Linked DNA regions of Homo sapiens: region 2 is linked to region 1. A link is an interaction called in ENCODE POLR2A ChIA-PET data of the cell type or tissue named here. Cell type or tissue: MCF 10A. All regions are shown on one strand. Links, peaks and the distances in the headings refer to the core of each region. The heading gives the core; the rest is flanking DNA. Region 1 overlaps SRPK2 (SRSF protein kinase 2). Region 2 overlaps SRPK2 (SRSF protein kinase 2).

Region 1 (11,095 bases), core at 1,434-9,433:
GTAAAAACAAGAATAAAAGAGTTATGAGGAAGATCTGTAGGTTGGATGCAAGAGAATGAATGGGGGAAATCACAGTGAATTGTTGGCTTTGAGGGATGTATAAAGGGGATGAATAAGAAGAGTATCATGCCCCAGATGATTAGTTGTTTCAATCAAGAAAGTTGATTAATAAGGATAATTTGAATTGATTGGAGATAAAAGAAAATAGCATTTTAAAAGCTGATTTAAAATAAGATTGAAATGTCCTACTGTTACCAAAATGCCAGGGGTTTGGTCTAGGTCCTGCTGCTCTCCACAAGGAAAGCCAATCACTGGCTGGGTGCTGTGGCTCATGCTTATACTCCCAGCACTTTGGGAGGCTGAGGCGGGTGGATCACTTGAGGTCAGTTTGAGACCAGCCTAGCCAACATGGTGAAACCCCCGTCTCTACTAAAAATACAAAAATTTGTCAGGCGTGGTGGCGGGTGCTTGTAATCCCAGCTATCCCGGAGGCTGAGGCAGGAGAAATGCTTGAACCTGGGAGGCGGAGGTTATAGTGAGCCGAGATTGCGCCATCCAGCTTGGGCGACAGAGTGAGACTTTGTCTTCAAGGAAAAAAAAAAAAGCCAATCACTGAAAGAACAAGTATTACCGAGGAAGAAGGCTTTAATTGGATGCTGCAGCAAGGAGATGGGAGCTCAGTCTCAAATCCATCTCCCAGACTAAAACCAGAGCTTGATATAGCAGGGAAGAAATGTAACAGTGTGTAAGAAAATAGGAACTAGGGAGGGGCAAGGAAGCAATCATGATGAATGAGGGATCCAAAGTGTCATTGTCTGGATGTGGTGATTTGGTGAGTTTCAGTTTTTTTTTTTTCTTTCTTTGAGGTGGAGCCCCACGCACATAGATGGCTCTCTGTGGTCTCCCTATTCATCCGTCTTTTTATACTTTTTTTTTTGAGACGGAGTCTTGCTCTGTCTCCCAGCTTGGAGTGCAGTGGTGTGATCTCGGCTCACTGCAACCTGCAGCTCCCGGGTTGAAGCGATTCTCCTGCCTCAGCCTCCCGAGTAGCTGGGATTACAGGCATCTGCCACCACGCCAGGCTAATTTTTGTATTTTTAGTAGAGTTGGTGTTTCACCATCTTGGCCAGGCCGGTCTTGAACTCCTGACCTCAAATGATCCGCCCACGTGGGCCTCCCAAAGTGCTGGGATTACAGGCATGAGCCACTGTGCCTGGCCTTCAGTTCTTTGAGAGAGAGAGAGAGGGAATTTATTGTTAATTTTTTTTTGGAGGCTTGAGGGTCCTTTGCTGAGGAAGGAACTTAGATAAAACATACTTGTATTACGCTTTAAGACCAGAAAGGTCAGTTTCTGTGTTTATCCAAAAGAACAGCCTATGGGACTATTGGGTGGGTTTTACTATTTGGGTTGTTGAAGTTCTTGGAAATTTTACTGTAGGTCTCAGCAACAGTAATCTTCTGGAGAAGATGAAGAATGTGATTGCCTCCAGTATCTTTTTGCCCCTTAGATTTCCCCTTTATAAATTCATGTGGTTCAGCTATGAGATGATCTGAGGATCAGTCTAGTTCTAAAATTGCTTGGATCTTTGGTTAAGTGTATCTGGAAATGTATATTTAAGAATAAATTAATGTAGCTCAATTGTAACTAACATTAGATTGACTGTAACAGGCTGAGAAGACTATGAAGGTGTCAACAACCAGTGTCTGATATGCCAGGCTGTCTGAATTGAACATTCAGGTGCCTGTCGTTAGGGAAGCAATGGTCTCATGGGGACTGAAACAAGTAATTTATATATTTTAGTAATTTGGTAATGCAAATACAGAGACGTAGAGGAGGTGAACTTAATTCTGGGAATGTGTTTGTGTGGAGGTAACATTTGGGACTGAGATTAGAAAAGTGAGTTGGGTAGCTAGGCGTGGTGGTGCCCACCTGTAATCCCAGCTACTCGGGGGGCTGAGGCAGGAGAATCGCTTGAATTTGGGAGGCAGAAGTTGCAGTGAGCTGAGATTCCACCACTGCACTCCACCCTGGGTGGCAGAACGAGACTCTGTCTCAAAAAAAAAAAAGAAAAAAAGAAAAAGAAAAAACGAGTTGGGTGTACAAGGGAGACGACTGAACGGTGGTATTCCAGGGAGAGGAAACTGTATACGAAAAGATTTAGTGGCGTGAAAAAGCATGGCATGCTTGGGGAGCCACGTAGACTAGAGCTCAGTATTTCCAGAGCGTATGATATAAAAAAGAGAGAATGGAGGGAAAGATAATTCTTTTTTCTTTTTTTTTTTTGAGACGGAGTCTCTCTCTGTCACCCAGGTTGGAGTGCAGTGGCGCGATCTCTGCTCACTGCAACCTCCGCCTCCCGGGTTCATGCCATTCTCCTGCCTCAGCCTCCTGAGTAGCTGGGACTACAGGCGCCTGCCACCACGCCTGGCTAATTTTTTGTATTTTTAGTAGAGACGGAGTTTCACCATGTTAGCCAGGATGGTCTCTATCTCCTGACCTTCGTGATTTGCCTACCTCAGCCTCCCAAGGTGCTGGGATTACAGGCGTGAGCCACCGCGCCCGGCCGGGAAAGATATTTCAAATGAGATTGGGGGAACTAGCCTGGGATCCCTCAAACATTTCAGGTTTGGTACGGCAATGGTGTTGCTGTTCACTGAGATCAGGAGTATATAAGAAGACATTAGGCTTATAAGTTTATGGGTTCAATTTTAGACATCGCATTCAAGCCATGCAGAGACTGTCTAGGTGAAAATGGAGGATATGTGGTTCTGGGTTGTAGGAGAGAATATTGGGCTGGAAACTAAGTTACCGTTATCATCAATGCCCTGTAGTTCTTGATGGCAAGGGTGTATGTAGACAGAAGGATCAGTGAGTGAAAAGAGGGTCCTTACAGGTATTACCAGCATTTAAGGGCTGCATGGAAGATAACGGTCTTGCAAAGTACCCAGAGTTAGAAGGAGAAAGCAAATGTAAAAGCATTAAAAAAAAGCCACAAAAACTTATGTCCTCCTATAATGTTATTTAGCAGTTAAGAAACAAAATTATGACTAAAAATAAAAGCAACCATAATTTAAAATATATTTATTCAAACTACACAGGAACTGCTTGCCTGTTTTCTGTGTGAAATAAGCAAGTGTGGTCTTGAGGTGGGAGTAGGGCAGATGGTAAAGGATTGATTAAAGGCTGAGATGTAGAAGGAGCTGTTGAGTGTACTGTCAAGCATTTTCAGATTACATCCATAGGGAATACAACTGTTAAATAATCAGGTTGATGGACTTTTTTTTGCACTCACTGGTCTAAATGTATACATGGAGACAGTGGGTGCTGCTTTGGAAGAACCATGAAGTGGTGGGCAAGAGAGTCATTTTAGAATTGTGAAGATGTGTCATTTTAAAATGACAAGAGAGTCATTTTAAAATCTGACTTGTAAAAGCAGACTGGATCTCTATATCAATTAATGTAACAAAATCTAGAAGGTTCTAAGATTTACATGCAAATACTATTATAAAGCATATTAGAGGAAAATTGGATGAAAAATTTAAAAACTTTGGTGTGAGGAAGGTGTTTCTAAGTTTGTTTCTAAGTTTATCAGGAAGGCCAGAATTTAACAAGGAAAAGATTGGTTGACTTTATTGCAGAAAAATAAAGCATATAGGGTCCCAGATACTACCCTGGAAGTAATTGAATAAAATTCCAAAACAACTGACTAATTGAGGGGGAAAGTGTTTGCGGTGTGTGTAAGAAAGTGTCCTGAGCATGGTCAAGGGAACGGATGGCTCAAGAGGTAGAGGTTCAAGAGTCTGTGGACTGAGGAGCCTGGAGTCGATAGCCAAGCCTTTTCTAATAAGTCATATCAGTATGGACATCCAGGTACCCCCGATTATGGCAGGTGTTGTGGTGGAATGGAAATCAGTTAAATGGCTTCTGGAATTCTTCACGAATGTGGGGAATTACCAGACCTATGGATGATAAGGACAGGGAGGAGTTGATGGTAGCATAGACAGAGTATGTGGGCCTCAAAGGATACAGTATCATAGTGTTAACGTTCCTTGATTTCTGAGTCCTTCTGGAGCGATGAACAAATCTGAAGGTTTAGAGATAAGGTGAAAATGAAGTTGGAAACCTTTTCATGTATTATTAGAATCCTCTTTGGTTTGGGGCTTCCAGTGTCACCAGTCAGAATATGGTTTATAGCTTGAACTTTTCTTTCCAGTGTTTACAAGATAGGCATTAACTTCGTTAGAGCTGTGTAATTTAATCTTGGGCTTTTTCATCTTAAGTGCATTGATATACGTACGTATACTGAAGTGTGAACTTTTTGTTGTTTTGGAATACAAAATTGCCATGATGAAGATGGATTCAAGTGTAATCTCTTTTCTGAAGCAGCAAGTTGATACATGGAGCACAATTCTCTAGGAAGGGAGGCTGAGATACAGATTAAAGTTAAGTTCCCACCTACAATAACACTACAGTGATAAAAATGGGGATGTTGAGGTTGATGATAAGAAGGAGAAGGTGGATTTAAACTATGGAAAAACCATTTAACATTGGACAGGCCTGGTATCCTTCATTAACTAATTCAGTAAATATTTATTGAGAGATGAAGCAGGGAGGGCTCATGGCATCCCAGGCACAATACTACTTTATTTTCATGGGTTATTTCATTAAATCCTTGCCACAGCCTTTCAGATATATGTTATTATCCTCATTTTACAGGAGAGGAGATAGAGGCTTTAGAGAGTTTAAGTAATTTCTCCAAGGTCATACAGCTATTAAAAATGGCAGAGGAGGCCTGGTGCTGTGGCTCATACCTGTAATCCCAGCACTTTGGGAGGCTGAGGTGGGCGCATCATCTGAGGTCAGGAGTTCAAGACCAGCCTGACCAACATGGTGAAACCCTGTCTCTACTAAAAAGACAAAAAATTAGCTGGGTATGGTGGCGGGCGCCTGTAATCCCAGCTACCCGGGAGGCTGAGACAGGAGAATCGCTTGAACCCGGGAGGCGGAGGTTGCAGTGAGCCGAGATTGTGCCATTGCACTCTAGCCTGGGCAACGAGTGAAATTCCATCTCAAAAAAAAAAAAAAAAGGGCAGAGGAGGCTGTTCCTAAATCCAAGGCAGAGTCTGAGCTCTGACACCCTGCTCCTTCCAAAATGAGGGGAGGGGCCCTGCTGAGGGCTCACTGTGGCGCCATGTGCCTGATCCTCAAGGTGAGTCTCAGCACCACCCCAGCTATAGGCGCTGTGCTCTGCTCTCCCAGTGGCTCGGCAGCTTGGCTACACCCTGTGGTAGATTCTGCTCTCTCATCAGGTATTCATGCCGCTTTTATAATGCTCATTGAAGTTATAAGCTTAAAAATTTGGGAAAAATCCTTATTTTAACAACGCTGAGAGGATATTTCTGTACAGGTCCATTGTATTTTATGGAACTAATTTTTATTCCTTTTTCCTTTACATCTTCTCATATTCAACTTTGATTTATATAGTCAACATTTTAAAAAAAATTTGCTTTACTGCTTAAAAAACTATTGAGGTCTATTTTGAAATCCTGGTACTGTTGATAGCATTTTATTGGCACTAATTTATTTTTTAGTATGTGAACTTTTTATTATGAAAGCACACTTCAGTTTTAAAAATCCAGTTGGAAATACTTATTAGGGATAGGAAAACAGCTTTACACATGAAATAGTCTGGGTAATAGGACCATGTCAGTTTTATTAACTTAAAATTATGTGCTTTAGTCAGTCGTTGATGTTTTAAAGGAAACGTGTTAGATTGTCTCCTTATCTTTTCCCTCTCTTATTTTCACCCTTCCTTCCCTTTTAGTCTGTTATCTCCCTTCCAAATCAGTATCAGCAATTATCTTTTAATTAAGTTGAACTGGTGCTTACATTCCTGTTGTAGATGTCTATTGTCAATCCTTTCCTAAAAGGACAAATATATTATCTCTGCTCGGTAAATGGGTGTTGCTGTTCACTTGTACTGTACTGCTAAGGAGGAGGGGAAAATTAAGGTATAAAATCAGAAGTCTCTTTCTAGAGGAGTTAGGAACACTAGATATTAAATGTGTCTTTAATTAAACACAATCAAGAAATTAAAACAAAGGTTAAACATTTTGAAATCTATACATCGGGGTTCTGGTTTAATATTTCATTCTTAAGTGACAAAAATGATTCACTGAGCCATATTTTTTAGGGCTAGTGAAATAGAAACAGCCAAGGGTTGCATATCTGTTTATTACAGCCTGTGACGTGATTACCCAGGCTTCTCAAATTATCTAGTATATTTAATTCAGATGTTCAAGATTTCTTGTTTGTATTTTATTTTGCTAAATTGAAAATCATCTTGTAGAACCATGCTAGTTCTACCTTAAAAAAGAAAACACCCCTCTGCTTTAAAGAAATGGTACTTCCTGCTTTCATAAACAGTCATGTGCATAGTTTAGCAAGGCCTGATGCCTCTGGAGCTTTTTCCCTTTATAGCACCATTGAATCCCAGTCCTAACAGAAGTACTGCGAATCTTGTGGCCTCATTCTGAACAAAAGGGATTAGAGAAGAAAAATCTCTTGATATAAGGCTTGAAAGCAAGGGCAGGCAATCTTGGTTGTGAATATTTTCTGATTTTTCCAGAAATCAAGCAGAAGATTGAGCTGCTGATGTCAGTTAACTCTGAGAAGTCGTCCTCTTCAGAAAGGTACAGCTACATCTCTTGCATGAACAATTAATGGTGTAGCATTGCTAAGAAACAAACCAGGACATATTTTTTTTTCTTGTCAAGTTTGCTATATAACGTATTGTCCTGCATGCTGGTATTGTGCTGTATTGAAGATGTGTATTGGGGCAAGCTGTTCTGCTTTTGCAAAGGGTGATTGATTTTTTTAAGAAAAATAGTGGAGCCTGATCAGCTGCAGCATGCACACCATAACACAGCAGACCGCTGGTTCATGTGTGACAGCTGTTGAAGGCTTTAAAAATAATTTAGCTAAAAAGCAGAAAAGAAAAATCTTGCTTTTTTAAAGGGAAATGCTGTGAGGTTTTCTTCCTATATGTTGAGGTTGCTGCTCTACAGAATTACGAAGGTTATTTGTAAAATGTAGGTTAAAAATACTTGATTTTGGGTTGTAATAAATATTTATTCTTATATGGTAAGGGAGTGCCATTTGTAAATAGCTTAGGAATTGCAAACCCACAGATTAGTCACATTCTGTAAGAGAGATATGATGCTTCTTCAAGTCTGTGCTAGGAAATGGAACAGTCACTGCATGCAGTAATGGTTCATGCCTGCAGGTAAGGACAAAATGACTCAGAAGTATTTTTAAAGCAATTATTTTATCTGTCAATCATATGATTATATCTGAAAAGAGATATTTCATTAAAATGACTGTTTTGCCTTATAAAAAGAATTAAGATATTTTTATCTGAAGTCAGAAATAAGGCTATAGTTGCCTATTTTGATATGCAAATATTGTATACAGTTCTGTTTACCAAAATAGTGTATACTACATGATGTCTTAAATTGAGATTCCTGGGCATACAGTTGATGCTTACCTTTCTCTTGGTTACCTAATAGGTTATACTTAATATTGATATTTTATACTTAAGGTATATGTTGATTTATCTTTTCTAGGGTTTGCAGGGTTATCTTTTTTGTTCATAGATGTAATATTTAGAAAAATAATGGAGAAATAATGTGGTAGTTAAGGAATGATACAGAAAAAATACAAAAAAAATGAGTTGAAGAACCTACCATGGTAAAATGGATTTATTTAAAGTATGCTAGTATATGAAGGACATAATCTGATGTAAAATTATCATTTTAAATTGATTTATTAGTATAATCAGGGGAAAAAGCTTATGGCTCTAACTTAGGGCATCACAAATAAAAATGATGTTACTGCTTTTGTTAGAGACTGAAAGTAGAAAATTTTAGGACTGCTAGTGTTTATTTTTGTGTGGCTTCTAACTTTTGGTTTGTGGCTAGCCATCTGATCTTAAGCATTCTGTTTGCTGAGATGAGAAACAGTCTTCAGCCTTGTGAATATTCTGCCAGTAAAATGGTGGTGATGGGAAGGGTAGAAGAGGGTGGTGTGCATAGTGAACGAGCTGGGTATCAGCTGTAATGTTAGAGTTTGGTACTAGGAAGAGCACACTTAATGAGATGACAGTAATAATTACATTAGCTTTTTGGAATATCATGAATTCTTTACTGATAAATTGAGGGTTGGACAGAGTGGATGAATATTATTGAGAAACAAATTAGGAGTGGATGAGGTTTTCTGGTTAAAATACATTCTGTAAGGAAAGATATTCTAAGATATTTTAGTGATTTTATTTATTTACTTACCTACACTCTGGTGGTTATTTGAAGGAAAGGGAGGACGCATGTGGTCATGATTTTAAAGTTTAGAAATCAGCCACTATTGCTTCTGATAACTTCATGCACAGTTTTACCAGAGATTACTTAATTTATGTATTATTATTTCATGGCCATTATGCTGTCCTGACTTAATGGTTGATAAATGTAGCTTATAAATCAGACAACACTTTGCAAACATAGAAGTTGTTTCGTTAATGTAGATATATTACAACAAGAAGGTACTCTCCCTTGCCCCTACTTTTTATTAAAAGTCATATGGTAATGAACAGTCAAATCATTTGTCTTTTTAATTTGTTTGGAGGAACTTGAAAAATAAGAATCTGAAGTTTAAAAAGAATTTATGGCTTGTAACACTATATCCTGTCCAGGAATTTAACACCTTACAATATCATGTAGCATTATCATTACATTCTTAAATTCCTTGTTCACCAGTCCAGCTACATTTTAAGAGTTTTTGCTTTCACTTAAAAAAAAAATAAGTTAATGGTTTGAGGCATGGTGCTCTAAATCTTAGAGATATTTGGAATTTGCATATAGTCAGTGTTCCCATCTGTCTACTGGTAGAAAGGTTGAAGAAATCTGACTTCTTTCTTTAGCAGGGGAGAAACTGCTTGATTGTAAGCAAACCAAAAGTTATCATTCACCACAACTGATTTTGTTCCTGCAGTATATAGAATTATCTTTTGATAATTCAGAAAACTGGGTAGAGAAAAGTACCTCTAAATACAAAATATAAATACAAAAACCCTGATGTGATTATTTCTAGTAATTTTTCATCTCATTTTTATCCTTTTAAAAGAATTGCTAGTCTTGCAAGAGCTTAGTATTGGTTGAATTGTTTTTGTTCAATTTTATAAAATGGGAAAAGCAAAACAACCTAATTTATTTTTGTAGAATCTTAAGAGTCCTTCACTGAAAAATATACATACGATTTGAAGTAAAATTATAATGGAATTTGAAGGTTGTTTGGGGGGCTAAATTGGGAAATACGTTATCCTAATAGATCTCAATAACACCTTGAAATCTAAAATTATGTTTTTACCTTTAAAGGAACAGTGGAAGTCTGAAGAGTGCCATTTTGTAGGGGAGTTATGGAGTACTTCTGTTCTGAATGGCTGACTCCTAAGATCAAAACTATCAGGGTTACAAAACGTTAGTTTATTTTTTGGTTTTGTGTTTTGAAGAGAGAGAAAAAAACTCAGCATAACCATTTAAAAAATTAAGAGCAGAGAATGCTATTGAATGAATTTTTTAAAAAAAATGCCTAATGATGAATGAAAAATGATGTATATAATAGTTACGAGGAAGATATTTGCTGCAAGACAGTACCCTCTGGAGATTTTAGGGGTAAATCCTACTGCAGGTATTTTCCTTTTTTTTGAGTGCCTGTTGAATGAATGAATTCATCTTGAATATAGTAGAGTCGGTGCTAGACACATTTTTACTCCCTTGTTTACTCCTGTTTACAGTAATAAATGTGAATATCTGATTAAAAAAACTAGGTTTTCAAGTTCTCGTTTCTTCATTTTGCCCTTTCTTAGCTAGAGCACTTCTGGGATTTATGGGGTAATGTGCGTGGGGGAGAGTAGTAGTAGTAATAACCATAATAGCTAAAAAGGTGTAGTACAGTTGTCCCTTGGTGTCCAAGGGGGATTGATTGGTTCCATGACCCCCCATAGATATCAAAATCCACAGATGCTCAAGTCCTTCATGTAAAATGGTATAGTATTTGCACATAACCTGTGTACTTCGTCCCATATGTTTTAAAACATCTCTAGATTACTTACAATACCTAATACAATGAAAACACTCTGTAAATAGTTGTTATATTATAGTTTAAAAATTTGTATTATTGTTGTATTTTATTTTTTATTGTTTTATATCCCAAATATTTTTGATCTGTAGTGGGTCAAATCTGTGGATGTGGAGGGCTGACTCTAATCATTTATTAAACAGTCTAGATACCAGTTCTGAGTGCTTTTTAGGTGAAGAGAAAGAGAGGGAAGGGGTGTGTGTGTTGTGTGTAGAAGGAATGGTTATTGGGAGAACTGTTTAATAAATCATCCCAGAAGAATCCTGTGTGAACAGAAGGTACTTTACCGTACTATCATTTTTGTCAAACTTTATTGCTATTTCTTCAGGGAACTCAGGTAACAAAATTGTACAATTCTTAATCAGTAAAGAAAGTTGAGCCCAGAGTGGTCAGAGCTGATTCCCAGTCTGCCTAGGTAAACCCAAGGAGGGCTGAGGAGTTTGTGAGATGAGGAGATCTGAGAAGCTGAGACTGCATTCACACATAGCATTGCCCACATCTGCTGTTCAGTGTGAGTGGATGTTGTTTTAATTGATAAAGTTCACAATGAACTAAAAATTAACAACTCACAACAGTGCTATATAGGTTTGCATTTTCTCAGGGAACAGATACGGAAAGGATAATTTCTTTTTGCATGTTTGTGGGTTTTTGATGTATTTTAGTGTTTAAAAGGGAGTCTTTATACTTGTAGCTCAATAGATAAGAACTCCTAGCCTAGATCCTTAACATTTCAGTTAGCTAGCCAATACTGAATTCACAAACTGTAGCTGTCTTGTTCAGGAGAGGAGAGAAGCGGAGAGGGAAAAAGTGTCATAGTAATATTTATGCTGTGGCCTATATTCTACCAATGCCGAATAAAAAGGATTGGTGAGAATTGATAGAGATTGTGTGTTGTCCCTTCTCCAA
Region 2 (11,095 bases), core at 2,165-10,164, 83 kb after region 1:
TGGGTAGAATCAGTATTGCGAAAATGACCATACTGCCGAAAGCAGTCTACAAATTCGGTGCAATTCCCATCAAAGTACTACCGTCATTCTTCACAGAACTAGAAAAAACCATCCTAAAATTCACATGGAACCGAAAAAGAGTCTGCATAGTCAAAGCAAGACTAAGCAAAAAGAGAAAATTTGAAGGCATCACATTACCTGATTTCAAACTGTACTGTAAGAGCACAGTCACCAAAACAGCATGGTACTGGTATAAAAATAGGCACATAGACCAGTGGAACAGAATAGAGAACTGAGAAATAAACCCAAATACTTACAGCCAACTGATCTTTGACAAAGCAAACAAAAAAGGGAACAGACACCCTATTCAACAAATGGTGCTGGGAAAACTGGCAAGCCATCTGTAAGAGAATGAAACTGGATCCTCATTTCATACCTTAAACAAAAATCAACTCAAGATGGATCAAGGACTTAAATCTAAGACCTGAAACTATAAACATTATTAGAAGGTAACATCGGAAAAATCCTTCTAGACATTGGCTTAGGCAAGGATTTCATGATCAAGAACCTAAATGCAAATGTGATCAAAACAAAGTTAAATACCTGGAACTTAATTAAACTAAAGAGCTTTTACACAGCAAAAGGAAGAGTCAGCAGAGTAAACAGACAACCGAAAGCGTAGGAGAAAATCTTCACAATCTATACATCCGACAAAGGACTAATATCCAGAAACTACAATGAACTCAAATTAGCAAGGAAAAAAAAATCCCATGAAAAAGTGGGCTAAGGACATGAATAGACAGTTCTCCAAAGAAGATATACAGATGGCCAATAGACTATGAAAAAATGCTCAACATCACTAATGATCAGGGAAATGCAAATCAAAATCACAATGCAATACCACTTTACTCCTGCAAGAATGTCCATAATCAAAAAATCAAAAAATAATAGATGTTAGCATGGATGCAGTGAAAAGGGAACACTTCTACACTGCTGGTGGGAATGTACAGTAGTACAGCCACTATGGAAACCAGTGTGGAGATTCCGTAAAGAACTAAAAGTAGAACTACCATTGATCCAGCAATCCCACTAACTGAGTATCTACCTAGAGGAAAATAAGTCGTTATATAAAAAAGTTACTTGCTCATGCATGTTTATAGCAGCACAATTCACAATTGCAAAAATGTGGAACCAACCCAAATGTCCCTCAATAAATGAGTGGATAAAGAAACTGTGGTGTGTGTGGAGTACTTCTCAACCATAAAAAGTAATGAATTTTGGAGCAACCTGGATAGGATTGGAGACTCTATTATTCTAATTGAAGTAACTCAGGAATGGAAGACCAGACATCCTATGTTCTCTCACTCATAAGTGGGAGCTAAGCTATGAGGATGCAAAGGCATAAGAATGACACTGTAGACTTTGGGGACTCAGGGGGAAAGGGTAGGAAAGGGATGAGGGACAAAAGACTACAGACTGGGTTCAGTGTATACTCTATCGGTGATGGGTGCACCAAAATCTCACAAATCACCACTAAAGAACTTACTCATGTAACCAAACACCACCTGTTCCCCCAAAACTTATGGAAATTAAAAAAAAAAAAAAAAGCAGAAGCAGAAGTGGAGCTTTTAAAAGGAATAAGTGGACCAGGCATGGTGGCTTACACCTGTAATCCTAGCACTCTGGGAGGCCAAGGCAGAAGATCATTTGAGCTCAGGAGTTCAAGACAGCCTGGGCAACATATTAAGACTTTGTCTCTATTTAAAAAAAAAAAAGTTTTTTTTGTTTTTTTTTACAAAAGGATAAAAAGAACCAGTGTAGGTTTTAAAGAGGGAAGTGCTATATTTAAGGAAGCTTAATTTGAAATCTTAGTTGATTGACATTAAAGAGAGAGAAGATACAAGGAGAAGACAAAAGCAAACAATGTTATGGAGGTACCGTCTTTATTATTCAACAATCTGTTGAGTATGGAGGGCAGTGACCAGAAAACCCCACACACTTCTAAGTCCTGGAATAATCAGAAGAATAGTACCTTCTGGGCATCATTTATTTTAGTGTACTCTGAATTATGAAACTGCTTTTCTTCCCCTTCCCCATAGAGATAGAGTGTCTCATTCTATTGCGTAGGCTGGAAGGCAGTGGTGTGATCACAGCTCACTACTACTACAACCTCCCAGGCTCAAGCTATCCTCCTGAGTAGCTGGGACTACAGGTCTGCATCACCATGCCTGGCTGATGTTTAAATTTTTTTGTAGAGACAGGATTCACTATGTTACCCAGGCTGTTCTTGAACTCCTGAGCTCAAGGAATCTCCTCCTGTTTCTGCCTCCCAAAGTGCTAGGATTGTGGGCATGAGTCACCATGCCTGGCGGATTTTAAAAATGTTGATAGAGACGGGGTCTCCCTATGTGTCTCAGGGTGGTTGTCATTTCTTTTTTGCATTGGATATCGTTTGGCTATGAAAAAGCTCTGAGCCAAATGTGCAGCCCACCTCTAACAAGTGAACAGTAATTTATAGCATGCATTCTGTATCCTAACTTCACTGTAGCATTATTCTGTTTTACTTTTTCTGGGCTATTTTTTCTGTGCCCCAATTTCTTTCTAATTTTGTATCTTATATTGTGGTTTTATAAGCTGCCTCAATTCCTTATAGAAAAAAATAGTGTAACATATATTAAAACATCACATCATACCCCATACATACAATTATGGCTTACTAATTAAAAATAGCTTTTTAAACAAGGTGAAATAATGTTGGCATTATTAGTAGAAACAGTGAAGTCGCAGTTGGATTGGGGAAGATGTTGATGAGTTTGACTGTTGATGGAAATATCAAGAAGGTGGTTAGAAATATGAATCGGAGAATCAGAAGTATCAGCAAGCAGGTGGTTTAGTAAAGAATTTAACCTTGCCTAAAGAGATATCTAGCCTTTGTCCTTGGAGCCTTCCAAGGGCATAGAGATCTGGGTGCCTTGGGCCACACCTGATAGTCTAACAGTGTGGCACATTATTGAACGTGAGGATGGTCTTTGGGACCCCCAAACTCTGTGATTCATGTCAGAAGGGAAGGCAGTTGGTGGACTGTTCCCAAACCTTACACAGATATTATAGATTTGATAGGTAAAACAGATCATATAATGGTAAGTGGTTTAAAAAAACAAACAAAAAAAGGATGCAGAGAGGCTGTTCAATGACAAGCCTTTGAGAAATTTAATGGAATGCAAGAGGAAAAGGAACACGTACAAGAAACAGACATAGCAGTCAAGGAGGTAGGAGAGCAACCAAGATATGTGTTCATTTTGACCTAGAGTGGACTGAGATGGCAGCCGTGGTGTTATTCTGAATGACACATTCCTGAACACATTCAGTTGTGTAACCCAAAGTTTATATTGTTTGAATATAGATGGGCAGTCATACTTGCAGTCATTCCAGATGTCAGTGGCTCTTGTCCTCACTTGTCAGCCCCTGCATAATCTGCCCTTTTGGATCTGGAAGTCGCCAGAGGGAGCGCAGGATCCAGACCGGAGTCCCCATGTGTGATCTGTTGTGATCCTCCTTCCTGCTCCTGGCCTGCTCCTGCTGGTGCTGCCATTACCCACTAAGAGAATGCTGTGGCGTTCTGCCACAAGGCTGTCCCCACTGTACTCAGTGCCAGAGCACAGTTGTGTGGCATGGCAGTGGTGAGAGACCAGTTCATATGTCTGCAACAGCCCCATGCCATCACGCCACAGCGTGCCCACCACCCCTATAGCCAGTGGCCTCACCCACTGGTCCCTGGAGTCCAGTTTAATTTTTTAAAAATTTGTAAAAAGAGTTATAAAAGAACTTCTAGTCAAAAAGACCAAAGCCCATGCCATCATCACACTCCTCAGATTCTTCTTTGTTTTTCCTTTTCTTTATCTTTTTCTTTTCGGAGACCGAGTCTGGCTCTGTCACCCAGTCACTGCAACCTCCGCCTCCCAGGTTCAAGTGATTCTTGTGCCTCAGCCTCCTGAGCAGCTGGGATTACAGGCATCCGCCAGCCCACCCATCTAATTTTTGTATTTTTGGTGGAGACTGTGCTTTGCCATTTTGGCCAGGCTGGTCTAGAACTCCTGGCTTCAAGTGATCTGCCCACCTCAGCCTCCCAAAGTGCTGGGATTACAGGTGTGAGCCACTGCATCCGGCCGAGATTCTTTTTTCTTTGCTTACACTTCCTTCTCCTCAGCTGGAGCAGCTGCTCTGGACAGGGCAGGACCTACTGTTGATGCAGCAGCAGCTGCTGGAGCAGGTCCACCAACCCCTACATTAGGATGAGTCTCTCGATGTCACCATAGGCCAGGGCCTTTGCCAACAAACCAGGCCGAAAAGGTTCAACATTTACACCACCTACTTTAATTAGGGCCTTGATTTATCCTCTGTGACGGTCACCTCGTTCATAGTGAAGAATGAGGGTGGAGTAGATGCAGGCGAATTCAGGGGCTGTGGTGCGGGCGAGTGGCGGGGCTGGTGCTGCTGTTGGATGCAGTGCAAGTTGCTGGATGAAGTGAGGGCCTCTCCCCAGTGTGACTGTAGCTTTCCCAGAAGTACTGAGCCCCTTGGCAGCAGCTGAGGAAAGGGCTGGAGTCTGGGTTTAGAAAGTGTCGACAATTAACATGGTGGCTTCTTCTTAGCTCATTCTCTGTCCCTTCCTCCCTCCACCCCCTTTAGGCTCACTGTAGCATAAGGGTTTTTTTCCTTTTATGCTCCCAGCTAAAAGCTGGAACACTCTTGCAAGTCTTTTTGTTAGTTGGGGCTATCCACCAATTCTCTTTAAGGGCCCAGGCATGTTTGATTCTTATTTGGGATCTAAGGTAGTATTCTAAAAACATTTACAAACAGAACCTGTTACGAGTAATATCTTTTCTCTTTTATTTCCCATTTGGTGCTAATTTAAAAATGGACTGTATTCTTAGAGTTCTTTATTCAGATTTCACTCCTTAACATTGATGTTCTGGATTCAGTAGAATTGTTAAAATTTTTTCCTCTTTGTTTTGGATCCTGTTTTAACCTGGAATTGAAAAGAGTGAAATGAAGTAATGGAGTTCCAGATTTTGTTGGGGATTTTTTGTCTGGTTTATGTTGACTAGGAAGCAGTAATTGAAAACATGCTATTTTTTCCCTCATACATTTTAAAAAATTGAGATATAATTTGCAAACATAACATTCTCTGCTTTAAAGGGTACAATTGTGTGGTTTTCAGTATATTCACATAATTTTGCAACTCACCACTTTAAAATTCCAGAACATTTTCATCATTCTCCAGAAGAAATGACTGTCCATTGACAGCCAGTCCCTATTCTCCTCCCCTCTACAACCCTTAGCAATCACTAAGCTACTTTTTGTCTCTATTCTGGACATTTTCATATAAACAAACACAATACATCACTTTTTGTGTTTGGCTTCTTTTACTTATAATGTTTTAAAGATTCATTCTTGTTATACCATGTATTTTATTCATTCATTTCATGATTAATATTTCATTTTCTGGATGTATCACAGCAGTTCATATACATTTGGGTTGTTATCACTTTTGGCTATTGAGAATATGCTGCTGTGAACATTTGTATATGAGTTAAAGTGTACATTTGTTTTCATTTCTTTGGTATGTATCTAGGAGTGGAAGTGCTGGGTCATATGGTAATCACTTAAGGAGCTGTCAGATTATTTCCCCAGATGGCTGTGTCACTGTATATTCCCACCAGCAATCCTATCTTGGTTATAATTTACTCACCTTTGTCCCTTTTATGTTTATTTTTCTTGTGACTTACTTGCTTCTGTAATTCTATTATAATGAATGAGTTTTACCTATTTTTTTAAAAAACCTTTGATTGATCCTGTCAATGGCCTCTTCAGCTCTGCTTACTACACCACGCATATTCACCATGAGACTTTAAACCTGAACGTCTGGTCAGACACCCACACCAAAATCCTTCCCTTGGACAATAGTAATTTTGCCTGTGTTGGTAACACACTGAGATGGTGGTGGTCTTTCCAAGGCTATATGGTCTGAGGTATAAAAAAAGAGTTTTCAAGACGGAAGGATTTAATAATAGCATTTAGTTTAAGCTAAATTTCAGTTTCAGGAAGGTAAAAGCTGACAGGAACAGTGAACTACCTGTGGGGAATTCTCTAGAGACTCATGTGTGGGGCCAGTGATGAGTCAGGCAGATGTCAAGGTGAGGATATATTAGCAAAGCATAGCAGATTATTCGGTGAAATTTAGCAATGAAATGATTGTAGCTTCTAGGGAGTGGGGTCAGATTTGTGCAAGAAAAAGCATTTATTTTAGTGTGACATATCTGGGCATATTTCTAGGCAGAAGAGATAAGGTTTGAGTAGAGTTGAAAGGCCAGCAACAAAGGAATTAAATGAGTGATTTTTGGAGCTAGTTGATCAGTCTTTTAAAGATTGAAGGCACATCTTACCTGCAGAACCGAGGAGGAGGTTTTGCATAGCTGTTGTGGTGAGCAGAATAAAGACCGTTGTGATTATTGTTGTATAATAAATTATCCTCAAACTTAGCCTTAAACCCCTTTTTAATTTTGTTCATGATTTTATGTATCAAGAATTTAGAAAAGACAAAGCTGGGATGGCTTGCCCATTGCTTCACGGTATCTGGGGCCTCAACTGAGACATCTCAAGGGCTTGATGTGGCTTCATGGCTGGGGACTAGAATTAACTGAAAGCTTACATCTGGCCCCTGGGCTAGAAAGATAAACAACTAGGACAGCCTTATGGAGCACCTATCCATGCCCTTTGCATATGGCTTGGCTTTCTCAGAGCATGGTGGCCTCAGAGCAGTCATACTTCCTACCTGGCAACTTAGAGTTCCCAAAGGTAACACACACCTTCCAGAGTGGAAGCTGTGTTCCTTTTATGACCTAGCCTCAAAAGTCACACAGTCTCATCCACTATATTCTTTTTGGTTAGAAGCACATCAGACGCTCATTCAGTTTCATGATTAGAGTCCATTTCTTGATAGTAGAACATCAGAGTAGAAGGGATAGTAGAAGAGCAGGTAGTTGGGGAGATACTGTTTCGGCCTTTGTTGAAGAACACAGTCCGTCAGAATACAGCAACAAGAAATCAATAAAGCAGCCATAGAGAATGAAATGATTTCCTTTGCAGCAACATGGATGAAGCTGGAGGCCATTATTTTAAGTGAAAAAACTTAGAAACTGAAAATCAGCTACTGCATGTTCTTTCTTGTAAGTGGGAACTAAACAATGGGCACACATGGACTTAAAGATGGAAACAATAGACACTGAGGACTCCAAAAGGGGCAAAGTTGGGAGGGTGGTGTGGCTTGATAATTACCTATTGGGTATAATGGTCACTATTTGGTTGATGGGTATACCGGAAGCCCAAACCCCACCATTGTGTAATATATACACATAACAAACCTGCACATGTACTCCCTGAATCTAAAATAAAATTTAAAAAGTAAAAACCTATAAGCAAGGGCATTCTTCCTACTGTCAAATGATACAACATTCATAGAAATAGAGATTTGTGTAGTTTGAAAATACCTTATATAAATCAAGATGAAACCTTTATTTTGCAGACATTAAACCTAAAGTTGACTGATAAAGACATATTCGTCCCATAGCCCAGAACATTCTAGGGGAATAAAATCTATAAAAAGATGCAGACTTCCAAATATATGTAGTTATAGTTATGTAGGTACAGTAAACTAACCCCCTTTTTTAGGACATGTATTTATCTAATTCTCTTTTTGTCTGGCATGGATTATAAGCCTTCTAAGCCTAGAGTCTACTAAGTATGTCTAAATTGCTATGTTGGGTGCCTAACAAAGGAGTATGTACAAGTTGGTGCATGAGTTAGACTTTTTGATGGTGATTAAACTGGAAAGCATGAATTATTCTTGGATTATAAAACTAGGTGGGGCTTTCGAGTGAGGCTCAAAAATCAGTTTTGTTTTCCACATAGAGACCTTTTACTTATTCTTTTTGTAGTCAGTTTGTCTCTAAGACCTTTTTTCTCTTTCTCATTTTTTAGAATAATTAAGAATTTCATTAGAGTAGTTTAGAATTTAGATTATTTACAGTGTATTATTATTATTATTTTTTGACAAGAGAACGTAACATACACCTGGGAACATGTCTTCAGTTATGAGTCAGACATGGATATGTGCTATAATATATACCCTTGCACTCCATGAACAGCAGGAGCCTGAAATAGGTCCTAACCTTTGGAAGGAACTTAATTTTTTAGTTATATTTTGAGGTTGGAATGTGGATAATTAGGGCTTTTAGTTTTAAACAGCCAGAGAGCTGTTTTCTGAGTTATTTTAATTGTTAAATTTTTTTAGTTACTAAGAATTTTTTCTTTTAGATATAAATCTTATTTCTTTTTCTCTTTTTTTAATTTTTTCTTTTAAAAGAAATCTCATGTCTTAAGTGGATTCTGATTTCTGAATTCTACTTTGACTCAGCTAAGACTTTCTCATTCTAAGATCAGTTATGTTTCTTCAGTTCATAATTCAATATATTATACATTTATTTATCTGAAACATAATTAAGAACCGAGAAATGAGCCCAAAGTTTTTGAACAGATACAAACAATGTCCAAGTTCACGTACTAAAGTTCATGTACTCAAGCTCATGTTCTTTATTCTGGAGGAAAGTCCTTTTAATGATCTCATAGAATGTCTACTCCTCCTTTGCCCATGAAACAAGGAGAAGGTTAAGAATAAGAAGGAATTAGAAATAATATATAAAAACTATCATAAAGTCCCAATAAACATTGCAGCCTAGATAAAGTGGTAAAATTCTTAGATGGAAAGACCACATGACTTATTAGGGGATAACCAGATTGTTATTAAGTATTTTTGCAGCAAAATGTTAGGCCAGAAGACACTAGAGAAGTACATTTAACATACTCAAGGAAAGAAAATGTCAGTCAAATATTTTACATCCAGCCAAACTGACCTTCATTATACAAATCTCATACAAACTGTTATATACATTTAAGCACTGAGGGAATATTGTTCTTTTGAACACTGAAGTTAAAAGCTTCTAGCAACCTAAATCAAGGAAGAGGCCTGTATAGACATACAGACTGCTTTCATTAAAATACAAAGTATACCTGAAAAATCAAATCTGTAGCATTCCTCTGGGACACTTAGCTTATAGAATACTATTAAGCGTCTTAACTAGACAGTTAAATGGACTTGAAAGATCGTGTATTTGGTTTCCATAGAAATTTAAGGGTAAATTTTATAACAACATATATTTTGTAACAGTGGTTTGGATTATTCTGTCAAGGTATCCTAAAGAGAGAAATAGCTGTGTCTGGCATTATGTATGTAAGAAATAAAGGAAAAATATTAGTAATAGACCAGGTGTGGTGGCTCACTCCTATAATCCCAGCACTTTGAGAGGCCAAGGTGGGCAGATCATTTGAGGTCAGGAGTTCGAGACCAGCCTGACCAACATAGTAAAACCCCGTCTCTACTAAAAATACAAAAAAAATTAGCCAGGTGTGGTGGCACATTCCTGTACTCCCAGCTACTCCGGAGGCTGAGGCAGGAGAATGGCTTGAACCTGGGAGGCGGAGGTTGCAGTGAGCTGGGATCATGCCACTACACTCCAGCCTGCACAACAGAGAGACTCCATCTCAAAAAAAAAAAAAAAAAAAAATTGGTAATAGTGTACGTTAACTCTTTTTAGTTATGGAATCTGAGATTTACAGGGTATCAGTATACTTAAAATACATTCAGCGAAGTTGAACACTTAGTTGTATTTGTGTGTATGAGAAAAAACAGCTTGTTTCCCAAATTACAGAGTCAAGTAAATCTCTAGACATGGCCTCTTAAAAACAGCCACGCAGGGCGTGGTGGCTCACACCTGTAACCCTAGCAGTTTGGGAGGCCAAGGTGGGCAGATCATTTGAGGTCAGGAATTGTAGACCAGCCTGACTAACATGGTGAAAACCCCATCTTTACTAAAAATACAAAAAAATTAGCCAGGTGTGGTGGCACATGCCTGTACTCCTAGCTACTCTGGAGGCTGAGGCAGGATAATGGCTTGAACCTAGGAGGTGGAGATTGCAGTGATCTGGGATCATGCCACTGCACTCCAGCCTGGGCAACAGAGTGAGACTCTGTCTCAAAAAAACAAAAATAGACAAACAAACAAACAAAAAAAACCCGCTAGCCATTTACGATCTGATATGTTAACCATTGTGCAGTTGTAGGATTCCTGCTGATCCCCAAGTGCATTTAAAATTGTGTTCTAAAGTACTCTTGGTATTGAGACATGGTTCTGGAGTGTTCTAGACTAGAATGTAGATTAGGATTTTAGTTATTGGCTTGTATAGTAATGTGACTTTGCATTGTGAGCTCTTATTCTCTAGGGTTTTTTCTGAAAAATCAGTATCAGTATATTGAAGAAAATTTTTTACACAGCTACAAACTTATAGCACTAAAATGACAAAAAAAGATGATTAGTCATAAAAACATAAGAGATCCTTATTTGTATTTAAATAATTTTCTTTGTCTAGAATTTGATTCCAGCTTTGTAAATGTATGGAGCTTTTAGTGAACTTTAACTTCATAAATGTTTGTGGATCCCGTGATAGCTTGGCTCAGGATCTTGTAAATACTATCACAGCTCAGTCTTTCTTACTAGTTTGCCTTGAGTACTACACATTTTAATTTTACATTGTAATAGAAATATGATTTTTTTTTCCCCTATACAGTTGTCTTCGTAGTGTTTTATATGATACTACTTGGGATATATTTAGATTAGTAGTTTACTTTCCCTCCTTCTGGTCATAAGAGATAAGGGGAAATCTTCTAATAAATACTTTGTTAATTTTTTCCTTACAAGTAACAAAGTCAAAACTTGCCAGGCACTGTGGCTCACGCCTGTAATCCCAGCACTTTGGGAGGCCAAGGCAGGTGGATTGCTTGAGGCTAGGAGTTTGAGACCAGCCTGGCCAACATGGCCAAATCCCATCTCTACTTAAAAATAAATAAATAAAAAACACAAAAATTAGCCGGGCATGTTGGTGCACATCTGTAATTCCAGCTACTTGGGAGACTGAGACA

Evidence for each region. Peaks named below come from ENCODE experiments on the same cell type or tissue, not always from the same donor. Only the 100,000 strongest peaks of a DNase experiment are listed, where the experiment ranks them.
Region 2: POLR2A ChIA-PET joins it to region 1 with 26 read pairs; 4 of 35 experiments call an interaction of 5 or more read pairs at or near these places.

What each region holds. Positions count from the first base shown.
Region 1 is chr7:105,264,404-105,275,498 of GRCh38, reverse strand. The region is part of intron 2 of SRPK2 (SRSF protein kinase 2); the gene reads left to right. Among named protein-coding and RNA genes, the nearest start is that of SRPK2, 120 kb to the left of the region's middle. RefSeq lists an enhancer at 6,392-6,681. In MCF 10A, for the core only: no CTCF peak of the experiment used is centred there; DNase peaks (open chromatin) are centred at 6,428 and 7,228.
Region 2 is chr7:105,182,563-105,193,657 of GRCh38, reverse strand. The region is part of intron 3 of SRPK2 (SRSF protein kinase 2); the gene reads left to right. LOC124901718 (a long non-coding RNA gene) reads left to right here. Exons shown (of 2, transcript XR_007060466.1): 2 at 1-1,231. Among named protein-coding and RNA genes, the nearest start is that of KMT2E, 170 kb to the right of the region's middle. In MCF 10A, for the core only: no CTCF peak of the experiment used is centred there; no DNase peak of the experiment used is centred there.